Linked DNA regions of Homo sapiens: region 2 is linked to region 1. The links are chromatin loops, found by intact Hi-C in ENCODE. Cell type or tissue: GM12878. All regions are shown on one strand. Each heading gives the region's core, and the rest is flanking DNA. Links, peaks and the distances in the headings are about the cores only. Region 1 has its middle 720 kb from the start of LINC00374. Region 2 has its middle 140 kb from the start of LINC00374.

The links. A loop is a pair of places that touch in the nucleus more often than their neighbours do. Peaks named below come from ENCODE experiments on the same cell type or tissue, not always from the same donor. Only the 100,000 strongest peaks of a DNase experiment are listed, where the experiment ranks them.
Region 2: it touches region 1 in a loop (8-fold over the local background); 1 of 110 quality-filtered maps calls a loop at or near these places.

Annotation. Positions count from the first base shown.
Region 1 is chr13:58,949,407-58,964,969 of GRCh38, reverse strand. No RefSeq gene overlaps it. Among named protein-coding and RNA genes, the nearest start is that of LINC00374, 720 kb to the right of the region's middle. RefSeq lists an enhancer at 14,742-15,243. In GM12878, for the core only: no CTCF peak of the experiment used is centred there; no DNase peak of the experiment used is centred there.
Region 2 is chr13:58,368,742-58,384,304 of GRCh38, reverse strand. No RefSeq gene overlaps it. Among named protein-coding and RNA genes, the nearest start is that of LINC00374, 140 kb to the right of the region's middle. In GM12878, for the core only: no CTCF peak of the experiment used is centred there; a DNase peak (open chromatin) is centred at 7,359.

The DNA.
Region 1 (15,563 bases), core at 4,202-8,201:
CAGGCTGGAGTGCAATGGCACGATCTCAGCTCACTGCAACCTCTGCCTCCCGGGTTCAAGAGATTCTCCTGTCTCAGCCTGCCGAGTAGCTGGGATTACAGATGTGTGCCACCACGCCCGGCTAATTTTTGTATTTTTGGTAGAGACGGGGTTTCACCATGTTGGTCAGGCTAGTCTCGAACTCCTGACCTCAGATGATCCACCCGCCTCGGCCTCCCAAAGTGCTGGGATTACAGGCATGAGCCACTGCACCTGGCCTACTGATCTCTTACGCTATATGTGTAAAGTTCCTGAGCTAAGTGTTTTCTTAAGTCTTATTTATTCCTCAACAACCTAACAATGTAGGTACTTTTGTTATCCACAGTGCTCAATCTCAGTGGTAGAACTGGGATCTGAACCTGAGACTCTGACTCCAGAACTCTAGTTTGAAAATTCCTGCTACTTCCTACATAATTAGGCTTCACAGTAATGGGAAACTCCCCTCTCTAGGACACAAATTATCAGACATTGAAGCCTACATAAGCTCCCTTGTGACAAATTCCTAATGATTATTATTCTGCCATTTGGGAAAAAAAAGGAATAAATCTATTTTACAACACGGTCCTTCCAAATTTATGTTCTTAAAGTTTTTTTCTTCAGAATGAGCATTTTCAATTTCTTCAACATCATTTTATATATCAAAGTAAGAATACAGTGTTGCTAAGATTGTTTAAAAAAATGATGTCATACACTTGCTCAGGAACTCATAGTAGATTTCAGAGTTTTTGTTTCTTTTTAAATGCAAACCCACTGGGCAGGCACTTTGGCTCATGCCTGTAATCCCAGCACTTTGGGAGGCTGAGGTGAGCACACAGCTTGAGGCCAGGAGTTCGAGACCAGCCTGGTCAACATGGTGAAAACCCGGTCTCTACCAAAAATAAAAATAAAAATAAAATGAAATAAAATGCAAACCCATCAATCTAGAATTTTAATTTCATTGCCCCTACTGTGCTTAAGCTTACAACAATTAACAAGGTTTTAATTTTTTAAAAAATGGATATCTCTTAGCTTAAAGAGTTATGAAAAATAGAATAAAATTGAATATTGAATATTAAAATTGAATATTTAGAAAATATGACACATTATATAAAATTCCTGTATTATTAATATTTTCTCAAAGTTGATTTATGCCATGCTTTTTGGATTTATGCTCTTGACTGTTGGTTTCTTAGTTTGTCCACTACAATTTTCCACTTTTTGATGTGGCATTTTTTTCTAAAACTGTTTCTATCGTTTCTTTCAAAAAATGAATTAAGCTACTGAGTGCAGAATGGATTCATTATTTTTTACAAGTATATGGAGGCTTAATTACCAAAAACATGACTCAGGGGATAATCTAAGTAGCCAAAACTATATGAGGAAGAAATAGGTTATTCCTTGAAACATGGTTGCCAAGTATGACCAAAACAAAACAAAACAAAAAACCAAGAAACAATGAACTTTTCACCTCACTACAGAATTGCTAACTGAGATTTGAAATCACCAATTTGTCACTGTTGTAATGGTAAGAACTCAAGTATTTCATGGTCTAATGTCTAGTTAAACCCTGTAGACATGACCTATTTTGTTAAAGTATCTTTGTTAACATAGGGTGCATTACGTATCTATCTTTTCCTTTTTAACAAAAAAGAGTTCAGTAAGATGCATTTGTTACTTTATGACAATTGAAATAATAGAGAACTTATGAGTGCATACCTTATGACAAATACATGGCCAGATTTGTCTTCTGTATTCAAGTCTATTGTATGCTCTACTAATATAATACTGCTTTCAACAGAAGTATGCATCATGGTTTAAATCTAATATGGCCCATTGGTTTAGCAGTATTTGACAACCCTTGATATTCCTCTGAAAGATTCCCCATGACACTGAATTAAGAAAGATGATATTTCTCAGATAGAGCAGTTTTTACTGTCTCATGCTTTATTTCTAATGGAATTAAAGATAACTCAAACAATTTGAAACTCAAAAAGCGTGTTCAGCTCTGAAGAACAAAAACCTCTAAGATAGTTTGCCCTAGCAATGTAAAGGAAGTTTCATGTTCACTGTTAACTTTAAATCTCTGCCAGCATTAGCGAGCAAATATTTCTGAGATCACTTCTTGTTCATTAAAATAGAGGGGAAAATAATATTTTAAATAATGTCAGATTTCAACCCTTCTTACGTATTTATTCATGCCTAGAATGGCTTTAATTATGGATCACTGGAAACAGATTGCTGCAAAGAAAATAAACTCAAGAACAATCAATGATAATGTATTACAACTTTCTAGGTGATTATAAAGCAGTTTTCTTGTTTAACATACTAATTCCTATAGGACACTTTCATTCTCAGAAGAATAATTTAATTTTTATATTACATGTTTTCAAATCTTCCCTTTTTTGCTTTACAATTTTCAGAAGAATGAGTCTTCTAAAGTGTGGCAATCATATTTTGGAATTCATCATATATGACAGGCGATGGTATGTGAATTGTTGCCTCAATTATATTGTGCCATTAAGGTAATTTTTTTTTCTCTAAACCTCATCAAAAAGGAGGCATAACAACTAGCTTTCCTCCCTGAAATAGCAAATGCTGACAAGCTGTTTAATAATTCAGATGGCTTTTTCCTGGATTGAGTTCATCTCTAAGCTTTAGTTTTATAGAAATGTTTAAATATGTTACCTCTAGTTCTTGCAATTTTATTCTAAAAAATATTTTGGAGTTCCTTTTATCATAAAACAGACTACTTTTGAATCTCATGCTAAGCAAGTCTGTTGCACCTCTGCTATTTTTACTTCACTCTGGATAGGTGCTTTTTCACAACATCCAAGGAATAGTCATCTCAGCTAGAATGGGGTAAAGCCTATTGTCATAAAGGAAAATATATCCTTAATATTTTCCCTTTGAGGTAAAGAATCTGTGTGGTTTATTTTCCTAAATGGGCCATAATTTTTTTCTGTAATTTTGACCAAACCATTTAACCTCTTTATTTCAATATTACTAATGTTGAGAATGATGCTTAGATAGAAAAAGCACAGGCAAAAAAAAAAGGGAAAATTTTTTAGCAAAACTAATATAGCAACTGATGGCGAAAAGTTTAGTGTTCCAGGCTGGGGCTTATTCATGAAAATTATCAAAACAGCAATTTCTTCATCTACAAGAAGGAAGTTAGCAGCATAATCTCAGGGTTTTATGAGTATTAACTGATACACGAATTGTAAAGCAAGACACCTGAAGTAGTTTCTCCATTTCTCTTTATTTCCCCTTAGTGTTTCTAAATTTTACCAATTTTCCATGTACAAGTGAAGTTTTTATTCTAACTCAAGATGGTAGTGACTTAAAAGTTAAAGTCTTTCTTCTCAGCTCACATTCTTACCTGGTAAATTCTAAATTTCAAGAAAGTCAGGGCTTTTTTTTTTTTAAGCAATGTTAATAAAAATTACTTTGTTTTCCATTTTTTTGATCTACTTAAATTTGGACAGAGAAACACAGTCTAAATGACATAGAACGTCCTTAATTTCAAAAGCTATTTAATAGTTTTTGATTAAAGTGACATTCCTAGAAATTTAAGTCAGGAGCAGAAGTAGGATATTAATACTCAGGAAGGCAAAGGTATTAAAGGAAGTGTTAGAAAGAATATTGAAAATTTAACTGGAAAAATTAAAAATCTAGAATATTTCAGAGAATCTGATAAGCTTACTCAACTTATATTGTATTTATCTTTGACTTCACATATCTTAAGCTATGCACTTTTGTCTTTTCAGTTTCCTTGCTGAAACAATTTTAAAAAGTGGTCACTTAAAAAAATAAAGAAGTATATATTAACATCAACCAGCCACAAGAGGGAAGTCTTGGCTATGTAAGAAGTAGTGTGCATATAGGGAGGGGTCCATTTTTTTTTCAAAAAAACAAAATAATTAAAAGCAAAAAAAGAGAAAATATATATCTTTTTTATATAGCACGATGCAAAACCTGCTAGAGAAAATCTTTTCTACTTCTAGCGTGCTATCAGACTTTTTACAAATATAGAATTATACTTATGTCATACACTCTCTTAAATCTTGAATCATTTGTTCTCTGTGAAATTCAATATAAATTGATTTTTTAAAAATATATACATATATTATTACCCATATATCTATATTTTATGCACATAATACAAATCATGAATGTAATTACGACTTAGTTCTCTGAGCTAAGTACATAGTGTGGTATCTAATAATTCTCGCTGTTGTTTATTAGCAGCATCTTTGGAATAAATTCTGACTATGTTTTATCCAGCTTGAGAATCATACATTTATAATGACGAGATTTAGAATTTCAGATATACATTTGTCAAGGAATAAATGAAAAGTATAAAGCATTTTTAAATAAGATCAGCTATTAAGCTATTTGGAAATTCATAGTGAAGAGAGACCTGAAATGGATATTGAGCTTTGTAATGACATATTTTAATTGAAAAGGTGTTTGGTGGGAAGTTTTGGATTATTTCTGTTTGCATTCATGATTGCTCATCAAATAATTAGCCTCACATGGTATAATTATACAATACAATTAATATATTATCTAAAGAATAGAATGCTCTGGCAATCTGTGGCAGAACAAGGAGCACAGAACTCTTAAATCTCAACTTTGGTTTTTGAGAACTTTATTAGTGACATATGCAACAGGTAGTCATTTTTGTTTAATATCTCTACTATTTCATCCTAAAAAGCATGCAATTTTGTGCATATTAAAAAGTATGCAATTTATTCATTGGTAAAATTCTGTGAAAATTTGATGTACTTGCATTCATATAGATAGAAAGAATATTATAAAGACATTTAGCGAGTACAGAACACACGTGAATTAGCCTGTTTCTTTCCATATTTATCTCTATACCTATTTAAGTTTGTGTGCTTTGAAGTTACAGTCATTTTGAATATATACTTTAACATAATTTATTTTCTTTAACTATTTAGGGAAAATTTGTCCTTAGTCTAATTTCTAAGTTGGTTAGTGATATGGTAACCCAAAGTAATAAATGGTGCGACTTTGGTTAGATTTAACCTCATTTCTAGGGCATTTCTATGCTCTAAAATGAAAATCCTAAGATTAGTTTACTTAAATATTGGGTTAAATTATACCTTTTATAGTATAATTATATATAACATTGAACAAAGTATACTAATCCCACATGCTTAAGTAAGTCCTATTCTAACTAAAATATTATCTAATATTCATATTGTTTGGATTTGTCACGTGAATAATTTAATAAACTGTGAAGTGTGTATGTTTTATTGGTATGAAACTCATCACTTCCTAGTTTGAAGGGAGCCTGTTCTGTCTTAATTATTTTGTTGTTGTCTTGAGCATACAATTAGCAATTGCCCATGTTCAGAAGAACTTTCAATGGCAGGACAGACAGAATCTGTTATGTTTTCCTTCCACTTGGATAAATCACTTACAAATACTCCCATTGTAATTAGACATTTATTTTACAGTGCAAAATCTATATGGGAATGATTATCTTTTTTTTTTTTTTTTTTGAGACGGAGTCTCGCTCTGTCGCCCAGGCTGGAGTGCAGTGGCTCGATCTCGGCTCACTGCAAGCTCCGCCTCCTGGATTCATGCCATTCTCCTGCCTCAGCCTCTCGAGTAGCTGGGGATTACAGGAGCCGGGAATCATTCTTAACGTGTCTCTGAAGTTCATTTTTATCATCAATGTAGAAGTACAGAAGTAAAGAAAAACAATTAGAAAAGATATTGCATGTTTAAACATAGTTATAAAGGGCCTGGCAGAGAAAAATGCTTTTATGAAAGCTTAGTTTTGTTTTAACGTGGGGCCAGGTATCAATTCACATATAGTACGTGTTTTTTTGTTTTAGGCCTTCAAAATTAGGCTTGAGCTCTATTTAATGGCATGGCAGGATGCTGTATTAATATAAGAAGTATTATTGTCATACTACTGATATAGATGTTAAGGTGAGCAGAAAGTTAGCTCCCAGACTATGGTTACATAAAGAATTAGTGAACAGAATGAAGGTGGTTTAATTCCCAAATCACTATTCCAATTACTAAGGATTAATACAGTCTTATTTTCTCTTTGTTCTATGGGTGTACTGCATGAATGTGCATTTGCTGAGGAGAACTTAAGTTACTCTGAGAGAAATGTGTGCTTCTTTATCAAACAAAAATCAAAGCTTCCTTCTTCAGTGTCATACTGAGAGGTGACTGTGCTGGCAGTCCTCAGAGCCCTCGCTCGCTCTCGGCACCTCCTCTGCCTGGGCTCCCACTTTGGCAGCACTTGAGGAGCCCTTCAGCCCACCGCTGCACTATAGGAGCCCCTTTCTGGGCTGGCCAAGGCCAGAGCCGGCTCCCTCAGCTTGCAGGGAGGTGTGGAAGGAGAGGCGCGAGTGGGAACTGGGGCTGTGCTGGGCGCTTGCGGGCCAGCTGGAGTTCTGGGTGGGCGTGGGCTTGGCGGGCCCTGCACTGGGAGCAGCCGGCCAGCCCTGCCGGACCCAGGCAATGAGGGGCTTAGCACCTGGGCCAGCGGCTGCGGAGGGTGTACTGGGTCCCCCAACAGTGCCAGCCCATCGGCGCTGCTCTCGATTTCTCACCGGGTCTTAGCTGCCTTCCCACGGGGCAGGGCTCGGGACCTGCAGCCCGCCATGCCTGAGCCTCCCACCCACTCCATGGGCTCCTGTGCGGCCAGAGCCTCCCCGACAAGCGCCACCGCCTGCTCCACAGCGCCCAGTCCCATCGACCACCCAAGGGCTGAGGAGTGCGGGCGCATGGCCTGGGACTGGCAGGCAGCTCCACCTGCAGCCCCGGTACGGGATCCACTGGGTGAAGCCAGCTGGGCTCCTGAGTCTCGTGGGTACCTTGGAGAACCTTTATGTCTAGCTCAGGGATTGTAAATACACCAATCAGCACCCTGTGTGTAGCTCAGGGTTTGTGAATGCACCAATCGACACTCTGTATCTAGCTACTCTGGTGGGACCTTGGAGAACCTTTATGTCTAGCTCAGGGTTTGTGAATGCACCAATCCACACTGTATCTAGCTACTCTGGTGGGGCCTTGGAGAACCTTTGTGTGGACACGCTGTATCTAGCTAATCTGGTGGGGAGGAGGAGAACCTTTGTGTCTAGCTCAGGGATTGTAAAGGCACCAATCAGCGCCCTGTCAAAACAGACCACTGGGCTCTAGCAATCAGGAGGATGTGGGTGGGAACAGATAAGAGAATAAAAGCAGGCTGCCCGAGCCAGCAGTGGCAACCCGCTCCGGTCCCCTTCCACACTGTGGAAGCTTTGTTCTTTTGCTCTTTGCAATAAATCTTGCTACTGCTCACTCTTTGGGGCCACGCTGCTTTTATGAGCTGTAACACTCACCGCGAAGGCCCGCAGCTTCACTCCTGAAGCCAGCGAGACCACGAGCCCACCGGGAGGAACGAACAACTCCAGACGCACTGCCTTAAGAGCTGTAACACTCACTGGGAAGGTCGGCAGCTTCACTCATGAGCCAGCGAGACCACGAACCCACCAGAAGGAAGAAACTCCAAACACATCCAAACATCAGAAGGAACAAACTCCAGACACGCCACCTTAAGAGCTCTAACACTCACCGTGAGGGTCCGCGGCTTCATTCTTGAAGTCAGTGAGACCAAGAACCCACCAATTCTGGACACAGTATGATGTATATTTTAATATTGTATATCAGCATTTTCCCAATTTTATTATAAGACCAATGATTATTTTAGTTTAAATAGAAACTAATGGTTATCTATCAACACATTTGGTATAGCATGGGACAAACTTTTTAATTACCATCTATGAACTGAGCTTGTTTTCCTCCTATTGTTGCTGGTCTCTGATCTTTCTAAATATTTATCAACTGCAATGTGAGGTCATTAATTTATAAAAACAAAATTTTGTATTTAAAAAATCAAACTGTAGCTTTATACTTACATGTAATTTTTTTAGCTAAGGATTCTTAAAAATCTCAAACCATAGCATTTTTTTATTTTACAAAATTAGCACGTATGTTAATAAACCAACATACTAGCAATGATATTAGTATAATCCATATATTAGGAAAATGAGTTTTCATGAATACATTAATATAACATTTCCAGAAATAGTTACTATTCCTTTATTCTAGGACTTTATAGATTTGAATGTTCTTCCAACAAACTTAAGGCATTTATCCATTTACAGAGAGCTTAGGGTTCTAATCAGAGCTGTGAGAGGTATTGCTAGGCCATACTATAAAGAAGGAGAAATGTATTGGTTTGGGGTTCCTTCTCCCATTTTACTAATATCTCTTTATATCCTTGGCAAACATATATTGTCATCTTGAAGTTATAATTCAATACATCAGGCAATAACCAGAAGGAAGAATAATTTTGGTTCAAATTTGTATTTTTGCTGAAAGCTTCTGACTCCATTTTTCTGGTTTGGTTAGTCTGCACACAAACTCTTATCTGGAGGAAGTGCTCTAACTAGAAGCCACCTGTTTGGTCTCCCTCATCTCTGGCAACTCTAGGTTGAATATTTGGTCTTAGTTCAACCAATCAAAATTTAAATTAGCCAGAGTTATTTTTGTTCTCTGAAAGCATTAAACCCAACTGGATTTAGACTTAGAGGTCATATACTTTATCATCATTGAACCCAGACTGAGACTGAATGGGGATGGTATTAATTATCATATCATGAGTATAAACCAAGGCTGTCCCGTGTAAACCAGATATGTGGCCACTCTACTTAAATGGTTACTTAAATGATTAGCTGACACCAGCTTAATATAGCTTCCTGGCAGAAGTTGAATTTTACATTGTGACTCTTGATTTGAAAGGCATTCAACATTTGAGGAAATGAATCTATAATGGTAATGCGACAATCATTAGTGCTGATATTTTAGAGCAAAGGTCCTCTCATAAATGAACTCTCGAATCACATGTAGGAGACCGCTTACCCAAATGATTCATAATGCTCTCTCTAGGGGCAGGGAAATTCCAGAGTACCCTTTTTCCCTCCAGAAATAATTAGACTTTGTTTAGCCCACTTGCTCTGCTAGTCCCACGTTTCCAGGGTGACACCACAGTGTTTCCTGAGGATTTCTTCTTCACCAGGCTGCAAAACTGATCATCTGGTGAAAAGGTAATTATGAGCTGAACTAGGAACCATGCCGGGATGTGAATGTCTAGTAACCACATAGTGTTTGCATTGTAACTAATGAATACTCCCTTGCCTAATATAACCCAACCTAACTACCCATAAAGCTTTGGGTAATTTTCACTTGACCCTAAACTTTGTGCATTTAGCTGCTTCTCTACCCATTACTGAATGATAACTCAACAAGAGAATAGTGAGCTTGAAGAGGAAAGGTTGTTCTCTCTGCAATATGTCATTTTTCTGCGTGGTGTTTTAATCAGAGAAAGTCATTTGTTTCAGTAAGTTCTCATTTACTTACCTAATTATCAGTTGTCATTTGGAGAAGAGCCAGCCCAAGAAAAAGTACTTCAAATATTTTTCGCCATTTGTCTCTTTTGTTTTTGTTCATAAATTCTCTTGTACAATTTTCGTCAGCATCCACTGTAAGGAAAAAGAAGGATAGTGAGATCACACCACTAAATGAATGGAGCAATTGAATGTGTCTTACTGGGTTGTAGGTTTCAGGAAAGTGTCTTATTTCTGCATCTCCAGCACCTACTGCCATACCTGTAGCATAGGAAAGTGTTCAACCAATATTTACTTCTTTCTGTATTCATATGCTTTGAGATGATTCCAGGTGGATGCAAAGGATGACACTTAAGGCAGCTGGGGAGGATATTTTGAGTGTATCATTCATAGTTAAAATATGCTATGGAGGTTGTTAAAATAATTTAATTTTCCAATAGAAGCTTTAGATATTACGGAGTCTGACTATGAGCATGTTACTAAGTAATAACAGACAATATTCAGTAGAACAGCAGTTTAGAGATTACATTCTCAAACACTCAGTATACATAAGCCTTTCACAATATGTCCTTAGTCAGAGTCCAAGCACCATGGAAACCATCCCTAAATCCAGACAAAGACGGGAAAGGAAAAGACATATATCAACACCATGGCCATTGGACGCATAGGTTCTAACAAGTTTAACATCACTGACCACTTGATGTATAAAAGTGATGGAATTAATATGAAGAGTAATAAGGAGTTTGAGGGAGGTCACTGAGATGACAAAGGAATTCTTTAGCTATATCTGGGTTTTGATAAAACCATATCATTAATATCTTCTGGGAAAATTTGAGATCAATGAGTGCTATGATGCCATCACTGAGGTTTTAGGATCCAAGGTCTTTGTTAAAAATATGGTTACATGCAAAGGTCAGTGAACCTTCCTGATTTCCTGATTATTGTTGCAGTTGATGGTGAACATAAAATTAGTATCTAAAAAAGTGGCTGACCAGAACTCTGTGAAAGTGCCCTCTCTTTTAGTGTTACTATTTACTATTTTTTAATGTATTACATTTACCCCCTCCATATGCGTGGTGAAGAAATGAGAAAATAAATATGAGATAACCATATCTTTAGGGTTTCTTGAGACATTTGACAAGAAGAATATTGGAGCTTCCCCAGAAAATTACAAAGACTGAATAATAATATCAATGCTAAAGGAAGAAAGAAGCATTTTATAGACCACCATGGTTGATGCTGTGGCAGTTTTAAGTTATTTATTTTTAAAAATCAAAACATTTAATAAGTAGGAAAAAGGATCACAATTCTGACACTAAATTGAGACCATTAAAACAAATTTAATATGATTTTTAAAGCACTCATCGAAAATGACATTGATGAAAACAACAAAAAAGGATTGAGTATTGATTGCATGCCTGCTCAGTAGTTTTTGTGTAATGTGTTGAACATTGTTATCTACCTCACAGGGAAAAAGGTATAACATCACACAATCCTCACACAAGAAACATCATCATAAGAGGTTGCTGCCATCCCTGTAGAGTGAGTGTGCTAAGGAGTCACTGATTTAATAGCCTAAAGACTGAATTATCCTCCTGCATCTGAAGCTGCTCTCTGTGGGTTAGGGTTTGTGGTCTGTGGATAAGGTAAGGAACTGGGGAAGAGGAAGGGAAACCACGTACAGCTGTCTGTGTTATAAATGCTGTGATGGCCAAACAGGAAACCTTTGTCTCTAAGGACTTGTAATCTGACACCTGTCAAGAACACTAAATTCTTTTTTAAAAAATAAAATGGGGCTAAATTGACCTCTTGTCTTAGAGGTTCCTAAAGGGAAGAAGAGAATAAAAATATGAAACTGTTAGAATCAATAGCTTAAGTCATTTTGCAGTATCTTGCTGAGTACGAAGACCTAGAGGTTGTTGCATCACCTTTTACTGATATTAAATGATTCCTTGGAGTTATTAAGTGCTAAAAGCCTTAACAGAGATCATTTTGGTTCTTTTGTAAAATAGAGTTTCCATACACTTTTTAAACCGTATTTACGCTTACATTTGTAATAAGTATGCAAAAGTCCAATAAAGACAGCTCACAGCAGAATAGCATTACACACATTTATCAATGAAAACTAAAAAAAGAAACAAGAACATAAGCTTCAGATAATATAACATAATGATTTACAAAAAATGCAAAATATTTTAAGTATTGATTAACTTAACAAACTTTTAACAAAAGCCTTTAAATGTTAAGCTACACTGGTAATCACTGAGAAATATTACGATGAAAAGAAATAAAGAAATAAAGGGACTTAGAGTCAGGTAGAAAAAACAAATAGTAATTAAAGTATGATACAAGAAAATGGAAATTTTAACTCTACTAATGGCCACAAAGGAATGGTAACTGGATCTTGGCTATCATATATAAATGTATATGGGGAATGTCAACCTGATCAGCAAGGTCATGGGAAACATCCCCAAGGAATGACCATGGCGGATGAGGTCTTATTTCAAAGTTGTGGTAAATGAGATGCGGAATTGGAGGATGATAAATGAAGACAATATTGCAAGACACAGTTAATATTACCTGTGAAGTTTTTGAGCTTAAGAATATGTCAGCATTAAACCAAGAAAACTTGATTGAGAGTCCAATTTTTTTGTGTTTTTGCCCACAAAATATATTGTGAGCAATGTTTTTGTTGTAGTTGTTCTACATACTTCAAATTGTTGTAGTTGTTCTACATACTTCAAATAACCATATTTGTACTAATGCTGGAGCTGACAGGATTCATAGGAAAACTGAAGGTAACATTCAGTAAAGACTCAAATGCATGGGACCCTGATCTGGGTTTTGCATGAACTCATGGACTTGTTTAGGCATAGAGTGGAAAGTAAACAGGTATAGGTCTTGATATTTGGAATTTAAAAATAATAAGACATTAAAATGCAATTAACATAGAAAAAATATATATAAAACAGTTCCATTAAATGTTATGTAGAATTATGATTTTAAAAAAGACGACCAGGCTGGGAATAAAAAATATTTTGTAGTTTAGTTACCTAGTTTAATATTGTGAAAGTAGTTTGAAAATCCTCATAAACTGTACAAATGCAAGAATGATAATAAAAATATAAACTGACAACTCTGAAGAAAATTCAAACGGGATCTTTCCTTTGTTCTGTGTTACTTTTATACAATAATGCATCCCCCTACATAGTCAGCTTCCTAAGTCAAAAATATAGCATTATCCTTGATTCTTAATTCTCATTCTATTGATTATAAAATCCTGTCAACCCTACTCTCTTAACAGCTCTAAATTTAATCAAACATCTCCATTAACAATTCCACTCTTTTACTATAGGTTCTCATTATTCCTTTTGTTTCTGTAGTGCCCCACTTCACTTCATTTGTCCTCCCTCAGATTCATTTTCCATTCTGTGACTAGCGTACACTTCAAAAATGATATTCTAATACTTTAACTCCCTTATTATATATTTCGGTGGTTCCTTATCTCTGGGATACAATTCAGTTTCCTTAGTGAGGCCCTAACTTGAACTTTGCCTACCTCTTCAGCTTTGTAGCCATACTTGGAACATGTGGCTCCTATGGTTGCTGGAGGAAGGGATGAGAGAACACGGAGAATGTGTACCTGTCTTTGTCTGTTCAGGACTATAGGAGACAGATAACTTCCCTTCAAATTCAATAGATGAAAATAAATTACATGAACCCTTCTAGATGCAATACTGTGGTCACTAAAACATTTCATTTTGCTACCTCTACAACTACATGACATTTCCAGATATATGAAATGAAATGGTTTGGTAAGGATATGGCATTTTCTCTGGACCAATACCAAAATATTTTAGTTTAAAATAACAAATTAATTCCCAGAAACTGAAACACATATGTTTGCATGAAATTAGCATATTTTCTCCCTGTAAGTAAGCAATCTGTAATATAATATGAAACATTTTTTAGAAGATCTTATTATGATTGAGTAATTTAATAAGAGAAAGTCATATTAGTAAAATATTTACTGGAGACTAAGACAACTTAGTAACTCCAATGGGGATGATTTTCCAATAAGACCAGAGATGTTAAAGTCTCTTAAATAAAATTCTGTTTCCATTGATGAACACTAAGGTCGATTCCATATCTTGGGTATTTTGAAAAATGATGTAGTGAACATGGGAGTGCAGATATCTTTTTGACATACTGATTTCACTTACTTTGAATACATACACAGTAGTAGGACTACTGGATCATATGCTAGTTCTATTTTTAATTTTTTGAGGAACCTCAATAATTGTAATACTAATTTACATTCCTAGAAACACTGTGTGGGAGTTCCCTTTTCTCTACATCCTCACCAACACTTTTCTTCTTTCATCTTTTTGTTAATAGCCATTCTAGCAGGTGTGAAGTGCTATGTCATTGTGGTTTTAATTTGCATCTCCCTGATGATTAGTAATGTTGAGCATTTTTTCATATACCTATTGGTTATTTTTTGAGAAACATCTACTCAGTTTCTTTGCCAATTTTTAATTGGGCTATGTGTTTTCTTGCTATTGAGTTGTTTGAGTTCCTTATATATTTGGGATATTAACCCCTTATCAGATGTATGGAAAAGGGAAATGTACAGATACACAATAGGATGCCATTCAGCCTTTAAAAAGAAGGAAATCTTGTGATTTGTGACAACATGGATAAATCTGAAAGACATTATGTTATGTGAAATAAGCCATTTGTCTTTCTGCAAAGACAAATATCACATAATCTTATATACATGTGGAGTTTAAGAAAGTCAAGCTCTTAGAAGAGAGTAGAGTGATGATTATTGGGGGTTGGAGGTTGGGGGATGGGGCTGTTGGTGCAATGTTGGTCAAACGGTATAAAACTTCAGTTAGATAGAAGGAATGAGTTCTAGTGTATAGCATGGTGACTACAGTTAATAACAGTGTATTTTATACTTGAAGTGGCCAACAGTGTAGATTTGAAATATTCTTACACTTAAAATGATATATATGTTATCGGGGGAGCCAGCCCCCAATATTTCAATGTAGGTTCTTTTCTATTTTCCCTAAGTGTCAGCCAGTCTGAGAAATAAAGAGTACAAAAGAAAGAAATTTTACAGCTGGGTCTCCGGGGGTGACATCACATGTCAGCAGGTTCCATGATGCCCTTTTTCTTTACCAGATATTGGGGGAACCAGCCCCCAATATTTCAACATAGGTTCTTTTCTATTTTCCCTAAGTGTCAGCCAGTCTAAGAAATAAAGAGAAAGAGTACAAAGAGAGAAATTTTACAGTTGGGTCTCCAGGGGTGACATCACATGTCGGCAGGTTCCATGATGCCACCGAGCCGCAAAACCAGCAAGTTTTTATTAGTGATTTTCAAAGGGGAGGGAGTGTGCAAATAGGGTGTGGGTCACAGAGATCCCATGCTTCAAAGGCAATAAAATATCACAAGGCAAATGGGGGCAGAGCAAGATCACAAGGCCAGGGCGAAATTAGAATTACTATTGAGGTTCCACGTCCTGCTGGGCACACATTGTCATTGATAAACCCCTTAACAGGAAACAGGATTCAGAGCAGACAACCAGTCTGACTAGAATTCGCCAGACTGGAATTTCCTAACCCTAGCAAGCCTGGGGGCGCTGTAGGAGACCAGGGCGTATTTCATCCCTTATCTACAACTGCATGAGACAGACGCTCCCAGAGCGTCCATTTTAGAGACCTCCCCCTGGGAATGCATTTGTTGTCCCAGGGTTATTCCTTGCTGAGAAAAGAATTTAGCGATATTTCTCCTATTCGCTTTCTGAAAGAAGAGAAATATGACTCTGTTCTGCCCAGCCCTGCAGGCAGTCAGACTTTATGGTTATCTCCCTTGTTCCCTGAAAATCGCTGTTATCCTGTTCTTTTAGGATGCTCAGGTTTCATATTGTTCAAACACACGTTTTACAAACAATTTGTATAGATAACGCAATCATCACAGGGTCCTGAGGCGACATACATCCTCAGCTTATGAAGATGATGGGATTAAGAGATTAAAGTAAAGACAGACATAGGAAATTATAAGAGTATTGATTGGGGAAGTGATAAATGTCCATGA
Region 2 (15,563 bases), core at 4,964-8,963, 580 kb after region 1:
TGACAATGCATAAAGACAACTGTTATTGTTCACAAATAATGTTATTTTAACAAAGTATAGATACAATCTACAGAAAAACCATTAAGTGTGAGGTTGTTAGAATCAAGGACAATAAAAAATTAACATTTTAAAATGTTAACACATACTATGGTGTGTGAAGATTACTAAAATAGTGTGTTGTTCGCAGAAGATTAGACGAATAGACCAATGGAAGAGAATCATTTGTACAGAAATTCTCAGTCATGTACAATCTTCTGAATTGTGACCAGGATGACACAACTGTATGTATAGTGGATAAAGCACCATTTAATGAATGCTGTTGTGATAAATAATTGGAAATTTCTATTGGAATAAAAGAAAAAACAAGAAAATTGGAAAAAATAAACATTTACTCTACAATTATGCCTATTAAAGATTGATTGTAAACCAGAACTAGAAAGTTAAAACAATAAAGCTTCCGCAGCACATAGAATGTATCTTTGTTACTTTGAGATATTAAAGATTTATTAACTGTGACCAAAAGCACTAAATAAAAGACTTATACATTAGAATGTATTAAAAATAAAACTTTGGTTCATAGGTTCTCCTGGAAGAGTCAAAAGGAAAGCCAGAGTGGCAGAGTAGATCTGTAATATGTATATTCAATAAAATAATTCTATTAAGAATATATAAATAATTCTGAACATCAATAACAAAAAGAACAGTCCAATTAAAAATACCAAAAATACTTAAAAATCAATTCACATGGGAGAATGTCCAAATGGTCAATAAACCTTTGAAATTCAGAGTAATATTAAACTAAACACCCACTGGAATAACTAAAATTTAAGACATAAAAAAGAAAAATCCTGACAATTCTTAGGATTGAAGAGGATGTGGTACAACAAAAACACTCCTATATTGCTCGCAGATGTGTCAATTGCTATATAAATTGACTTTATAGATAGAATACTGTACTGAAGACTATTCATTTATACATGCCTTTGAAGAAGTGGGGAGGAGTAGAAAGATAGGGAATAAAAACCACCGAGGGTCCACTATACTAACAACACTTTGGTGTCAGAGGTATCGTGGATATTCTAAAATATAATAACATATCTTGACTTCAGAAAATCTATGACCTGGCAGGGAATTAAGAAAAGATAGGGATAGTTTTTTCTTGAACATATTCTCACACCATAAATTCACTGCCATTTTATGCTTCACTAAAGTTTTATCTCTCAATAAGAACTTAGGCAATGGCTGAAGTATTTTTGAAATATGTTTATAGGTTTTTTTCCTGTAGATCATGGTATTACATAACAAAATAGATATGCAAACTTTACCTTTTACACATTTTTAAATACTATTACCTCACTTTGATAGAAAGATGCCAGAAATACTCAGGTGCGTTCTAGAACATTAATAGGGTTAGCTGTATTTAATAGTGTGTTAAGAAGAGACTGAGAAAGAAATTGTTTGGAATACTAAACATCTATTAATAACTGTTAATTTGATGGCTATCATTTTGGAGACTAGAGAACATAAAAGGAATTTTCTAATATGAAAACTTTATGTCCTTTGCATTCCCTATACCCATGATGGCAAGAGGTCAAAAAATGTTCCTAGGAGTCTGCGTGTCAGGTTATCTCTGTCATTTCTAGGGTATCCAGGGATCACAGGGTAACTAAGAGGACAAATAGCACTGATTCCTATCACCAGTATATTATAAGAAAAGAAAAATATGAAAACTATGTAGAGAAGTTGATGCTGAACCTTAAATGAATCTGACGTACTTGCTAAATGACTCACTTTTGGATACCTACCTAACTGCAGGTAATTCAAATGTGTGCTTAACAAAATTATAAATTACAATATATCATCATCTTTCACTGTTGCTTGAACATGGTCTAATCTTAAAGGTTAAAATTTCAAACTCCAAGAAACAGTCGCCTGTGAATATCACTTAACCTAGAATTTCATTTCTTTCCCATTTATTAAAAATAGCTTTTCTTACCTGAGATCATTTAAATGACAAAATAAAACAAGAAGATGAGAAATTCCAGAATGGAAGCTAATGCACTGCAATGATTACAGTTTTAGGATTGCTGAGTGTATTTGGAAGGGTTGAATATTAATAATATGTAATTTATGATATTTGATTATGATGAAAAACAATATTTGAATACTAGTATTGATTTCAAAATCATGAGTGAGAAAGAGGAAAATTTTACATAGGTACTTCCTAGGACTTTTATTTTTACATAGTACTAGATATATGCTCTACAATATGTTTCCTAGGATGGGATTAGAGGAGCAAAAGATAATAAATTCTCAACCACATTGAGTGTGAAGAAGCTGTACTGCTTTGCCAGGAAGTTTAAAAAAAAATCACTAAATGTCATTTACGTACTTTTCTCTTAGATAAAAATAGTATATTGATGATAACAAAGGAAAATTTCAGAGTTGAAAAGTAAGAGTATTCAATCTGTTATATGTACTTACTATCTCATTGTATTTAAATAAAATTTACTCTATTTAAATAAAATTTATTAAAATTTAAATAAAATGTATCCTCGTTAATGGGGAGAAGAGACAAAACAGTAGAGTGAGAAAATTTCATGTCGCATTTCACAGAAAGGGATTTTCCCTTTTTTTTTTTTTACAACTGATATTTTTATGGTGAAATCAATTTCTTACAAAAAAACCTAACCATCTTGTATCGCGATGGCTTTCAGGTGATGTAAATAACACTCTGTATAATGGCCACTGCCAAGGAGACTTTTTGTCTCTTTTAAAAGTAGCAATCATTCAGCAACAGGGCCAGGTTTCATCCATTAAGGAAATGGTTGGCCTTCTTTATTTTCACAGTTGAATATTTTAAGAAGTTAATTTATCCACATATGAAAAACCACATTTTGCTGAATAACCGAGAATAAGTAGCATATTTTGTTCTAACAAAAAATGTTAATGTTTTTGACGATATTATAGTTATATTGACTATAATTTTTAGTGTCACTTAATGCTTGAAAAGAAGTGACCATCTACTTCTAACATACCACAACCCGCAATTATTTATTTTTTTCCTTAGGCTAAATGGCCTTACGTATTTTAACATAAAAAGCATGTAAATGGCTACCTAATCTAAAAACAAAAATAAATATATATTTTAAAATACTTTATAGATCCATCATTTTAAAACAGGAGACAAATTCACTCCTAGTGACTATGATATATATCAGACTTTGTATTGCTATAGTTAATACAATTGCTGGGAGTGTGCAAGGTTATGACTTTAGCTCATTATTGAACTGCAGTAAAACTGGGTTCCACCACACATGATTTATTATTTTATCTAGTCTGTTAATGATTCTGAAGGGAATTACATCTCAATTTATGCATGTGATGCAAAGTAATGTCACTACAAGTTTGCTAAAGTTAGTTACTCTCCAGTTATTCTCCATTTTATTGTCAATTTAATATAGAGAAGGAAGCTCCCTTTTAAGGAGAAAAGCACAGTAAACTATTTTACAAGATTTATATTCTTCCTTAAATGCTTCTACAAAAATTATTCTTAAGGAAGTAACTACCTTTTTTTTAACTAAAATGCAGAACTTAGTGTAATGTCAGTTACTGTGACTGATGGAAAGGTCTTATAGATAAAAGCAAAGGAAAGGAACATCTTTAATATACATAAAACATGTAAGACTTAAACTATATGAAGACATTTGCACAGATAAGGAGGCCCAGCAGTATTTTCCCCATTGCAGGAGTAAACATCCTTTCATTGCGTCAAGTCCTAACAAATGTGCTTTACTTCCAATAGCTGTCCAGGGTGAGGGCCACGTGTGGACCATCGTACTTTTCATTTTTAATCTTCTAAAGGGAAGAAAGCTATTTTTAATCCTCTGTGGCCATTCCCAGCTCTGTTGTGAAGATTGGAATTTTTGTAAGCTATCTGCTGGACTTTTGTGTAGTGCCGCCAGGCATATAGCAGGAGTCTGCTGTAAAATGGACACGACTCTTGCCCTGTAAAATGGACACGACTCTTGCCCTGACACCATTCACATCCATTGTCTTCTGCATTTGTCAGGTAGCAGGCCAGTAACTGCACATTGCTGTGAAAGCACAGTGAGTTCTTTTACCAGATGGCATTTCTAGGCATCTCCAACTTCTGACTAGCCCAGGTCAAATGAAGTTTCAGGACATCCCAAAGTCTTATTTCTGTACCTATTTTCAGAGGTCTTTAACTCCTAGAGATGTGGCTATTTCTTCAACATAAAATCTCAGAAAAAAAGAAGTAAAATCTTTTAGCAGTTTCTTTTGATTTTATTTAAGCAACACATTTCAAATGGCTTATTTCTATACATGTATAGATACTAAGAAAAAAAGATTTTAAAAGTTGGCAATTTTTTTCAAAATGGTCTAAAGCAGATTTTTTAAGAAACTGATAATTGCATTACATGCAAATCATTATCTTGTAATCACTCGTTTGTAAAGTAGCTTCTCTTGGCCTTCCTGCTATTGAACCACAGAGTTAGACAGTCTTATTCAACCAGCAGTAATGGAATGACTGGGAAATCTTCACTTCTTCCTTTCACAGCCAGAAGCTACTCTGGACAAGCACAGAAGGCTTCCCTACAGATAGCCTCTCTCAAGAAGAACGAAAAAACAAAAGGCTTAGTGTTCTACATGACAAGTTTTTTCTTCCAAACTCACTAATCACATGTCATTCTTCTTTTCAGGGAGGGGTTATTGGATGGATGAAGAAGAACTGAGAATGTTATACTAATGGATGTGTCCCTACTTGAAGGGAAAAAGAAACGGGGAGGAAGAGTGCTGACTCCCATGCCAACAATCTGACCAGTATTTTTCCATTGGTAATTATTTACATGGGAGTGTAGAGCACCATTAATCCCTTCTGGTTTTAAATAACCTAAAGGCTTTTAATCACCAGAGCAACTCAGACTCATGGAGCAAAAAATGTCTAAGGTGGAATGTGTGGAGCCCATATTGATTTTGGTTATATACCAGCATGATGCAACCTTGGTCATCTAGAAAATAGAGATTTTAAGAGATGAGGAGAAAGAATGTTGTATAGTTCTTGCTTGATGTAGCAGGTAGAGGTGGTGATGGATTGGAGAATGTGCCTAGGAAGAGATTTTAGGTACTCAGGTATGTGAAGTAGTGATGTGTGTTTAATATTGTTTTAGTTTCAATATCTGTAGAAAAGTTTGAGTTAAAACAGAAAAAAGTAGCCTGCTGTTTAGTTTTATTTCTATCTTTCTTCCAGAACAGCCTCTGAAAAGTCTGGTTCTAACAACTTCTGTGAATATGTGGATATAAGTAATTTTAAATTCAAATATAAATCAAATATATTCAAATATATAATCAAAATTTAAATATAAATTTGACATAAATCATTTCTAAACAAATGATAATTATGAACTTTTGGAAAGTTCTTTTAAGATAATACAGAATAACAGAATATTAGCATATTAGAGATGAAAGAAATACGCTGATATTTTTGAAGACTAAAATGAAAGCATTTTTCTTTAAATGATATGTGATCATTATAAGAACTCAGAAAAATACAAAGAATAGAAATACTATCATAAAATATCTGACTTCCTAGGCAAACATCTGCTAAGCATAATTTTTAATATTTCTTATAAACATATACATATAGAAAAAGAGATTGCTGTGATAATATAAAATTTGGACTATATTTTACACACCATTTTATAAAAAGCACTAATTTCAATAAAACTCAACTACCACCAATGAGGTATAAGGAAAGGCATTGTTGAATTTAAATGTTTACCCATCCATACACACACCCAATATTATACTTAAAAATGTCCCTCTAAAATTAAGAAAACTACTGAAAGTGGTGCCAATGTTACCATGTATCTTTTAACTACATATTTCATCTTGTAGTTATTGATTTCTGGCTTTAGAAACTAGAAAAATTCTCACAGTCACATTTTATCACACTGCTCCTCCTTTGTTAATTTACATTCTATTCTATTAAACATACTTCCAATCAATCATGTTAAGCTCCACTTTATAATTGAATTGCTTCCGTGGGTCATTTTATGAGTCCTTTAAACACAGCTTCTCCATTTCTGGATTATTTTATTTAAATAATCTCTTTAGGTGCTGAAGTTTTTTAGTTATTCCCCCATTCCACTTCTGAAAGTTTTCTTCCTTCAACATTCCTACACTTCTCCAACCCTCATAGGTTTTTATTTCTTATGTGTATTATTCCTGGTGTTTTTTTTTTAATGTTTCAGTAAACTTTATTGTATAGAACAAAAAAAAATCATGATTTTATAATGATTTTCTCTCTTAAGAGAGCATGGGTGAAAACCAGTAACTTACTTATAAAAATATTTTATTTAGAACTCTAATAAGACAATAAGTACATTCATATTTTGTCTTCTGAGTATTTAAATTAAAAGAGGTTCACCTGAAAAAAGTTATACCCAGGAAATTCAGTTTCTTGGCTCAACTGACCCATTAAAAAAGTCCACCTATATCATATAGCAACTTTCTGCCAATCTCTCGAAGATTTCTTTTCTTTGATCTAATGTCCATGTGTTCAGAAGCTTCTAAAATGTTCGCCAAAATTAAAGGTGGCTGGATAGTTTTTGCCTTAACCGGTATCCTTCCATTCATCCCAAATTCTATCTCCAGTAGATAAGGTTTTCCCACTTCTTACATGATGTCATAATCTGGAGTTAGTAGCTTTCTAATTAAGCCCTAAGACATTTTAAAAAGCAGATCATCCTGTGTAATGACACCCATTCCAATTTATGCATATTGAGAAAGTTTCCTTTCTTTTCCTTTGTTTCTGAGCACAAAAGAATTCATTTTTTAAATCTACAAACTACTGAGATATATCTCCAGTATATTCTGCTACTGATTATCTCTATGAGAGAATCTAATGTCATTCTTAATTTCTACCCATTTCTACCAGAATTTAATTTTTTTTTACCTTCTCTACTCTTGAAATTCAATAGCTTCACCTGAATAATCTTAATTATTTCATTATAAGATTTCTCCTTGGGGAATTGTTTCCCTTTTTAATTAGAAAATTTAAGCTTTTTCTTTTTCAAATTTCAGGTAAGATGAATACTTTATACACTGAATTTACTTTAATTTTGTTATATGTTCCTGTCAGGATCGTTGATCCCTATTTTACTTTCATGATCCCTATTTTTCCGTCCTCTCTTCTAACTTGCCTGATAACCATGATGTTCCCTCATGGCTATAATCTCCTCACGTTGATTCACCTTTCCTTGTCCGTGTTGTCATTTTCTGTACTTTTGTGGCATTGAATGATGCTTTCATTTCTGTAAAATCTTTAGTTTCATCTTTCTGTTTTGGTTTCAGTAGTTGCAGATTGATTTCACCTCCTTTTGTCTTAAAATTACTTCCTTAAACCTCCTTTTCTCGTCTCTGAGCTATGAGCTTACTTTAAAAGGTCATATTTTCTGTAATTGTTTTTAGCCTAAGGAGCACTATTTCATTGAACACTCCCATTATAACTTCTCTTATACTTTCAAATAATTTGTTAGTTTTCAATTTTTACTCTTTTCAAAGGTTTTGTGCTTAAGATCCTTTTCTCATTTTTTTTATTATCTATATATGTCTCATTCGTGGTTGATTTTTAAAGCAGAATGTGAACTGATGAAGGGTAGAATGGGAAATGAACCTGTGTCCCATTGTAGCTTTGATTTGGGTTTGTTGTCTTGGAGACCTTTGCTGTTTGCCCAGGGGACATGGGTCCAATCAGTTTTTGCAACAAAAGTGTAAATGTGGCTCCTAATGACACTTTTGGGTTTACTGCCCTAGATGTTGAACTCTGTTGGGTTTTTTCAGCTACAAGGCAACATTATAGGAAAGTAAAACATTTCAGCATATTTCTTTCAGATCCTTTTCTACTATACTGTGGCAATGGGCTGGACCATTACAAAGATAACATTCAAACCCAGGTCTGCCTGACTCATGTCACATGCTTTTTCATCCTCTATGCTATTTTTTTCTTTAGACACCAAAATTCTATGAAAGCAAATCACATAGCAAATCTCAGTTAACTAAGATATTTGAGAAATGGAATATTGTGGTCAATTAGATTTCAGTTTAACTGAGACAAACAGGAAACCCTTTGATTTCAAAATGTATTATTGAAAACTCTTTTAAAATGTATTAGCCAACTTCCTCAACCTTCATAGTACATTATGCAAAAGGTAATTGATTCTTGCCATGTTTGAAGGTTGTTTAGGATTTCAATGTTAATATTATAAGCTGTGCCTCTCAATATTGTGTAAAGTAAGTATCTGTGACCATATATTAGAACACATTCTATATTCTAAAAGTTTTCAATAACATAGCACTGATTTATAATATCACTCTCTTTTTGAGAGTGAGGTGCTTTTTATGGAAATAGGGAAACAATATATAAATAGGTATGAGCTATTAAAAGAAGACACATATCATCTATGCCGTGTATTATGACTAATGCATCCTATGAAATATCTAAAATTTGTTTGTACAAAGAATTTCAAGGCTTTTTTTTTTTTTGAGACAGTTTTGCTTTTGTTACCCAGGCTGGAGTGCAATGGCGTGATCTCACTGCAGCCTCTGCCTCCCAGGTTGAAGCGATTTTCCTGCCTTAGCCTCCCGAGTAGCTGGGATTACAGGCGCCCGCCACCATGCTCAGCTAATTTTTGTATTTTTAGTAGAGACGGGGTTGCACCATGTTGGCCAGGCTGGTCTTGTACTCCTGACCTTGTGATCTGCCCGCCTCAGCCTCCCAAAGTGCTAGGATTACAGGCGTGAGCCACCACGCCCAGGTGGCTTTTTTTTTTTTAAACACAAAATCCATCTGGATAAATTGTGAAAATTGAATAAGTTGGGGTATAGTTTTTACAGCTAGCTATTAAGAAATTTCTGAAAATTTGGCTCCACTTCTAATTTTTACTTCACATGTTTGGCAACTTGTAAACACAAAGGCACTCTGATAAACAGTAGTTTGCCTGTGTTTTGACGGTATTTCAACTGACGGCTTTCAAATTCTATTTCTTGATAAGAAGCTTTCATTGCCATATACATTTTAGGTTATTTAATAGCTCAAAGAAAAAAAAAAGACTAGTAAAAATATCTAAAAACTCCCTCAGGCTCTTATCTTTCAAAATGGAAAGCATGTGCTGAGTAGATGAATTAAAAGGAGATAGGGAAGCCTAGACTGCAGTTCAACAGAAGCCATTGATCTTTACAAATTAGACTGACAACAGAGATCCATTAAAGTCCACAGTATAGTGAAAAAAATTCATTTTCTTTGGCCTTTCTTTTATCTCCACTTTTCCTAAATCTGATTCCTCTCTTCCATACTCTCCTGTCCTTCAGAAGAGACGCTAAATGCTGATGAGGTAATGGTCGTTACAAACCTCTTTCAATCTCATTTGAGAAATGACTCTGATTCCAAACATTAATTTTTGGTACCTATCTGAATAACAATAAGCTTGCTATATCATCGATTATGCAGCAGAGGAGAATCAAAACAGTAAAAGTGGGAGTTGCTCACTTTAATACAGCCTTTCAGTTCAATGAAAACTATTGTGACTTAAAACAGGACACTCACTTCTATTTCTTGTGCCACTTTCACATACTTATGACATTTATCACTTTCTGCATTTCATTGTTTTTATTCGTTTGCTTATATTTTGCTCTTAAGTTTCTTAAGGTTAGTAACTAGATTGCAGGCTTTCCCTTCTCAAACAAAACCAAGCCATAGTCCCACCCATTTGCTTAGTCATTCAAGGCTTATTTATTAGATGCTTGCAAGATGGCAAGAATGCTTACTGGTGTAGCTGTTTAAATGAATGGATTACTTGGATATGCAAGTAATAAAAATAGAGTGATAAATGTGATTGATTGTGATATAAGTAACAACATGGAGGAAATATCTGCTGTGCAAAAACACCTCTTCATTCTCCAATTTCTACAGACAAGAGGAGGAAATCATTCTATCCTTGTACACCCAAATATTGTTTTTTCATCTCTCTGTCACTGCACTTGCCCAATTGTGTTGCAATCCATCTTGTCTTCAAGCTAAACCATAGGCTCTTAGAGACAGGAATTCTGTGTTAATCATATTTATATGCTTATTTTAGTGCTTACCAAGAGTAAATGGTCAGTTACATATGTGTCTGTGCATGTGTATGTGTGTGTAGGTATATATGTATATGGACTTATTTACTTAGGCAGCAAAAATTACATACAAAAAGCTATTTGGGAAAGATAATATAGCAGGATTATAGGCCAGGAACCTTTTGTCACTTGGCCGTATAACAACAAAGGAAATCTATTTCCAAGAGTCAGGAGAGGTTCTGTTTCTGGCCTATGTGGCTGGTACCATGCTTAGCATCTTCTATACAGTATCACATTTATATAAAGCCATTTAGGCAGGCAGCATCACATAACACAAAAAAGCGTATAAGTAAATGCAACCTTGATTTGTCTGTTGAATCTTTTGCTTATGAGCTGAAATAATTTGAGAAAGAAATTTAATCCCTCATTCTTGATTTTCCCTACATACTAATGGGAATTATAAAACCTACTCCTAAAAGTGTAAAGTAGATCTTAGTCAGAAAATGTACATTAAACAGTTTATATACTATCTAGTATATATAAACATTCAGTTAATAGTAGCTTCCGCTGCTGCCAGGCTGACCTGAGTAGAGAGATTGCAATTCAGGAGTGAGAAAAGGGTAGCTGACCTTGTAATTACGGAAAGGAGAATTGTTTTAGGGACTAAGGCAGGCAGTATAGGCAGTACTTCCTTTTCCTTTCAGGAAGTGATGATTCTAATAATCTAGAACTGCTGAGCTTTCCCCAGGAACATAATCCTACAGATTTGCCCAGGAATTAGAACATACAATCCTACAGATTGCCCAGGAGAACTGGGTGATACACTTTTGCCTTTTGAAACTTAGCCTGAAAAATAATTTAATTTTGGCCTTATACTTGTCTTTTTCTGAAAATTTTAGGATATGATTGGACTATATCAAGACACAAATGCCTTGGGTCTAATAGTATAAGAAATCTGTATCACATTAATAACTTTTTTTTTTTTTGAGATGGAGTCTCGCTCTGTTGCCCAGGCTGGAGTGCAGTGGCGCAATCTTGGTTCACTGCAAGCTCCGCCTCCTGGGTTCACGCCATTCTCCTGCCTCAGCCTCCCGAGTAGCTGGGACTACAGGCACCTACCACCATGCCCGGCTAATTTTTGTATTTTCAGTAGAGACGGGGTTTCACCTTGTTAGCCAGGATGGTCTCGATCTCCTGACCTCGTGATCCGCCCGCCTTGGCCTCCCAAAGTGCTGGGATTACAGGCGTAACCCACCGCGCCCAGCCACATTTATAAATTTTATAGCCATTGATGACATTTATTTATTGTACAGAAGAAAACACAAGTATGTTACAGATTTTGCCTTCTTTGTATTTCTTTCTGTTTTCATTGTAAGCCTAGTAGGTACTGTACTGACTCTTCTCTCATGTTTCTACAACGTTTTTCAGATATTCTCACCTCTACTTTCTCCTTGAGACTGCACTGTTGGAAATTTTCAAGTATTTCTTCAACAATACAACTTCCTATAGAGCATTTAATGAACAATCTCTTCCAATCTCTGAGCAGACTGTTAATAAAGCAGTGAATAATCAATATAAAATCTTGACCAAAGGTTCATGATGAAAATTCAACTGGTTGTGTAGGGATATTTAAACATAATTCTTTTCTCATGATGTAAAATACTAAAGTGCTCCCTTGAATTTTGCCATTTTGTCTCTTTGTTATCCTTGAGGGGAGAAAAATGCTAATGTATTGATTCAGTGTGAAGCATCTGAACACAAATTGGAAATTAGCTATAAATACAGATATTTCTGCAATGACATATTTTTAATTTCTTCTTTCAATTTTCCAATTTAGTATTATGTAGAAAAACGTGAAACAAGTTAAGTTTTTCTTGCAAATTTAGCACAAATTAAAATGTATGCAGTTAGTTGGGATTTTTGTATCACTGAGGGGAAGGATCTAGCTGGATATCATCAATGCAGAGGTTAAAGCAGTGACTGCATTTGCGGCCAGTACTTACGCTTTATCTACCAAAAACTAAGTATTGAGATGATTTTTAAAATGCCAGTGTGTAATTAGTTTCTAAATATTCTCTTCCTAATACTCTGTGGGGCAAATCAGAGTCTGTATTATCATTTTTTCAAGCAATTTCTGCATAATAGTGTTGTGCAGACAGCTTCAAGGAGAAAAGTACTGGAACACCTGTAATAGGATGTTACAGTGGTATTCTTCCTCTCTCACTTTTGGCTCAGACATGAGGACAATAGAAGTTAATTCCAGAGCAGTGTACCCTATAAAAATTTAAACGTTGGAGGCTGAAAACTAATAAGGTGACTCTTAAAACTTTCACTGAAATCCAGGGTATAAAAAAATTACCCAGAGGGTGGAGATTGGGGCATATTTGGAGATAGAAAATTTCTTAAAGATATAGTGTGATGTTCATTCTCCCAGCCACCTCCAGCTTCTCACTAAGTGGGAAGGGGATGAGATTTATGTCACTTGTCTTTTCAAGTTAAGAGTAGGGCTTCAAGAAAATACTTGGGGAACTTAATATGTGTCTCTTGATCTTTGAGATGAGTGGTGATGCAATGAATAGTGGTTTAAATCAAACCTGAGAAACTAGAAGTGTGGCACAGATACTGGAATGCTGCTAAGGACATGCTGAGGAAAGGTGGCTGCTCTGCAAGCCGCCTGCACTATCAGAGTTAGTAAAGGCAAAAAATGAGTGCATGTTTCCACTGGCCACGTTTGTGTCAAAAGCACCAAAAAGTCTGAATGAGCTTCACCTTGTGACTTTACAAAGAAAGGCTACAGAAATTTCTGGCCCCACAGGAGCAACAGAAAAGGTATGAATTGTACTAGAAGAGTGTGTGCATCAAATGCATCAAGAGACTGAAAGCAAATGGCAGATCAGCTTTAAACATCTATGAGGCCCCAAATCCAATGCTTTCCTGTTCCCTTTATTTCTCTTCCCTGCTCTTCACTCCAAAAACAAAGGGGCCAAGAAGAAATGGAGTTAACAACCTGAGGGAGAAGCAGTGGAGAAGGATGTCAACCAAGCCCCATCCCTGGCCTTAGGTTTCCTGCATGAAGCAGACTCTAGCTGAGGGAGTTGGGGGGGAAATAAAACTAAACTGGACCGGACATTGCAATTTCTAAGTAGCAGAGCTTGTTTGCTGACTTAATGTGATCACAGAACGCTCTATTACCTATGTGTGAATAGCATATATATGGGCCTATCTGTGTTATGATCCGGGGGCAGGGGGAAAAGTATACCCCTGAATAAACAAGGAAGACAAGTAAGTCCTACTTATACAATCTACTGTTTAAACTCTCCATTGCGTTAACCGAAATAAATTGTGTACTACCCTTAAGATTATTTATTTTTAAACTGTTGTATAATGACTGCCAATCTGCTAGGTCACACCAGGGGTTTGGTAAACACATCTAATACATGTCAGATTTCCTTTCCACTACAATTTCAAAATACTTGGAAGTAAAATATATGCCAAATTGTCCCATCCACTGGCATTAACTAATCTGACAGTTTACCAAACTGAATATGTACTGTTTCTGTTAGTTTCAAGGAAAATCACAGGATAGAAATGCTATAACTAAAGAAACCTTTTATAAGGGTACAATTTCAACATTATTATATGAAAATTTGAACGACACATAATAAAGCTTGGATGATTTTTTATTTAGAAGTAATTACTGAGTATTGTTCTTCAGATTTCCTTCACCATCTGGCCAGTATTTCTGGACAACATGGTTTTTATATAACTGCTGGAGACTAGGCATTTTTTTATACACAGTTACATATAAAATGTATGCCATACGTGTTTTATTCTCATTCCAAGCACATTTTTTTAACAAGTTGGTAACCATTTTAATTTGGTCTTTGTATGTTGTCTTTCCATTGAGATACCTTTTCATTCTACAGAGAGTTTACGAGTTGGACATGTTATTTTTAGGAATAGAAAAAACATCTCTCCAAGGTAATGGGACACCATGAGGTGTGCTCTTGCATATTACTTCCTTTACTAATTAAACGGAATGCGAGAGTGAAAGTAAGTTGGCATTGTTAAAGTAAATGACCCAATGCTTTAGTAATGAAGACACATCTAAGCCGAAGTTTATTGTTTTAATTTTAATCTTGAGCAATTTTAGCCCCACAGACTAGGTTGCTCTGTGTCCTGCAGTGCATTGTTTCCATTGCACTACCGTGCTGCCCACTGACTCTATGAAAACTATTTGGAATGAAGTGTTTTATTTCTATGCAAGGTGAATTGATATTGGGCATTTATTAAATCTGGTTTTTAACGGGCTATTATAAGTGGGGTTCTTCAGAGGGCAGAGATATTGGGAGACTAAAAGTTGCTTAAATTATGCCCCATAAAAATATAGATGAGGCTCAGATGCCTTTGGATTAAATATTCATTACTGAATATTTACATAATGCATGTGAAAGTGCTTTTAAAATAAAAACTCTCTTTATATAAATGGAAGCTATGGCCAGATTTTCCCCATTACCTAGTAGCACACTTCAAAGCATTCTCTGGAGTCTTAGAGTGGAGAAATTTCTTCCTTTCTACAAAGGAAGTAGAAGACTGATTATTCTACACTATCCAAATCTATCCTTCTTAAATTCTTTGGGCAATCTAAAATTGTTCAACTTTTAGCAGGTATCATTTTTTGTATGATTTATAAATATATGATTCTTAAAAAGGGAATGTATATATTTTTAACTTCTGTTAAAAATGCTGTATGATCAACAGGGCCTTCTCAACAAATTATGCAGATCGTTTGAATGTCAGGAAACAAGCATAGACATATCTGGCTTCATATCCCACATCCACAATTTACTAGTTGCATGACCTTGGACAAATACTTTTAACTCTGTGCTTTATTGTTCATCTTTCCTTATGAGATTGCAATATCTACCTTGAAGGGTTACTTGAAAATTAAATGACAGTGCAGGCAACATTCCCAGGAACTGACACATTGAAAAAGCTGAAAACCACTTAATTTCCTCCTATGTAAATACATTATTATTGCCAAATTGAAAGCGGCCAAGTCTCAATTACCCATATTAATATATGAAAATTCCTATGCAGATAAATAAAAATAATGTGAACATAATTTTCACACAGTTTTGTGATCTACATTTATATTTGATAATGTTCTAATATTTCACTGTAAAATTTAGACATGAAAGGAAGATATTAGGAATTGAGTGGTTGAACCCTCCCATTTTACAGATGAGAATAAAATTCAGACACAGATAATAAATACAATTATTAATGTAATATAGCTAGTAAGTGGTAGAATTAGGATTGAAGATCAAATCTTTTTTGTCTGTTTTGTGATTTTACAGTACTTCAAATAATCAAACACTCAAAATGAATTATGAAAACATATTCAAAATGATCTCAATTTGCAG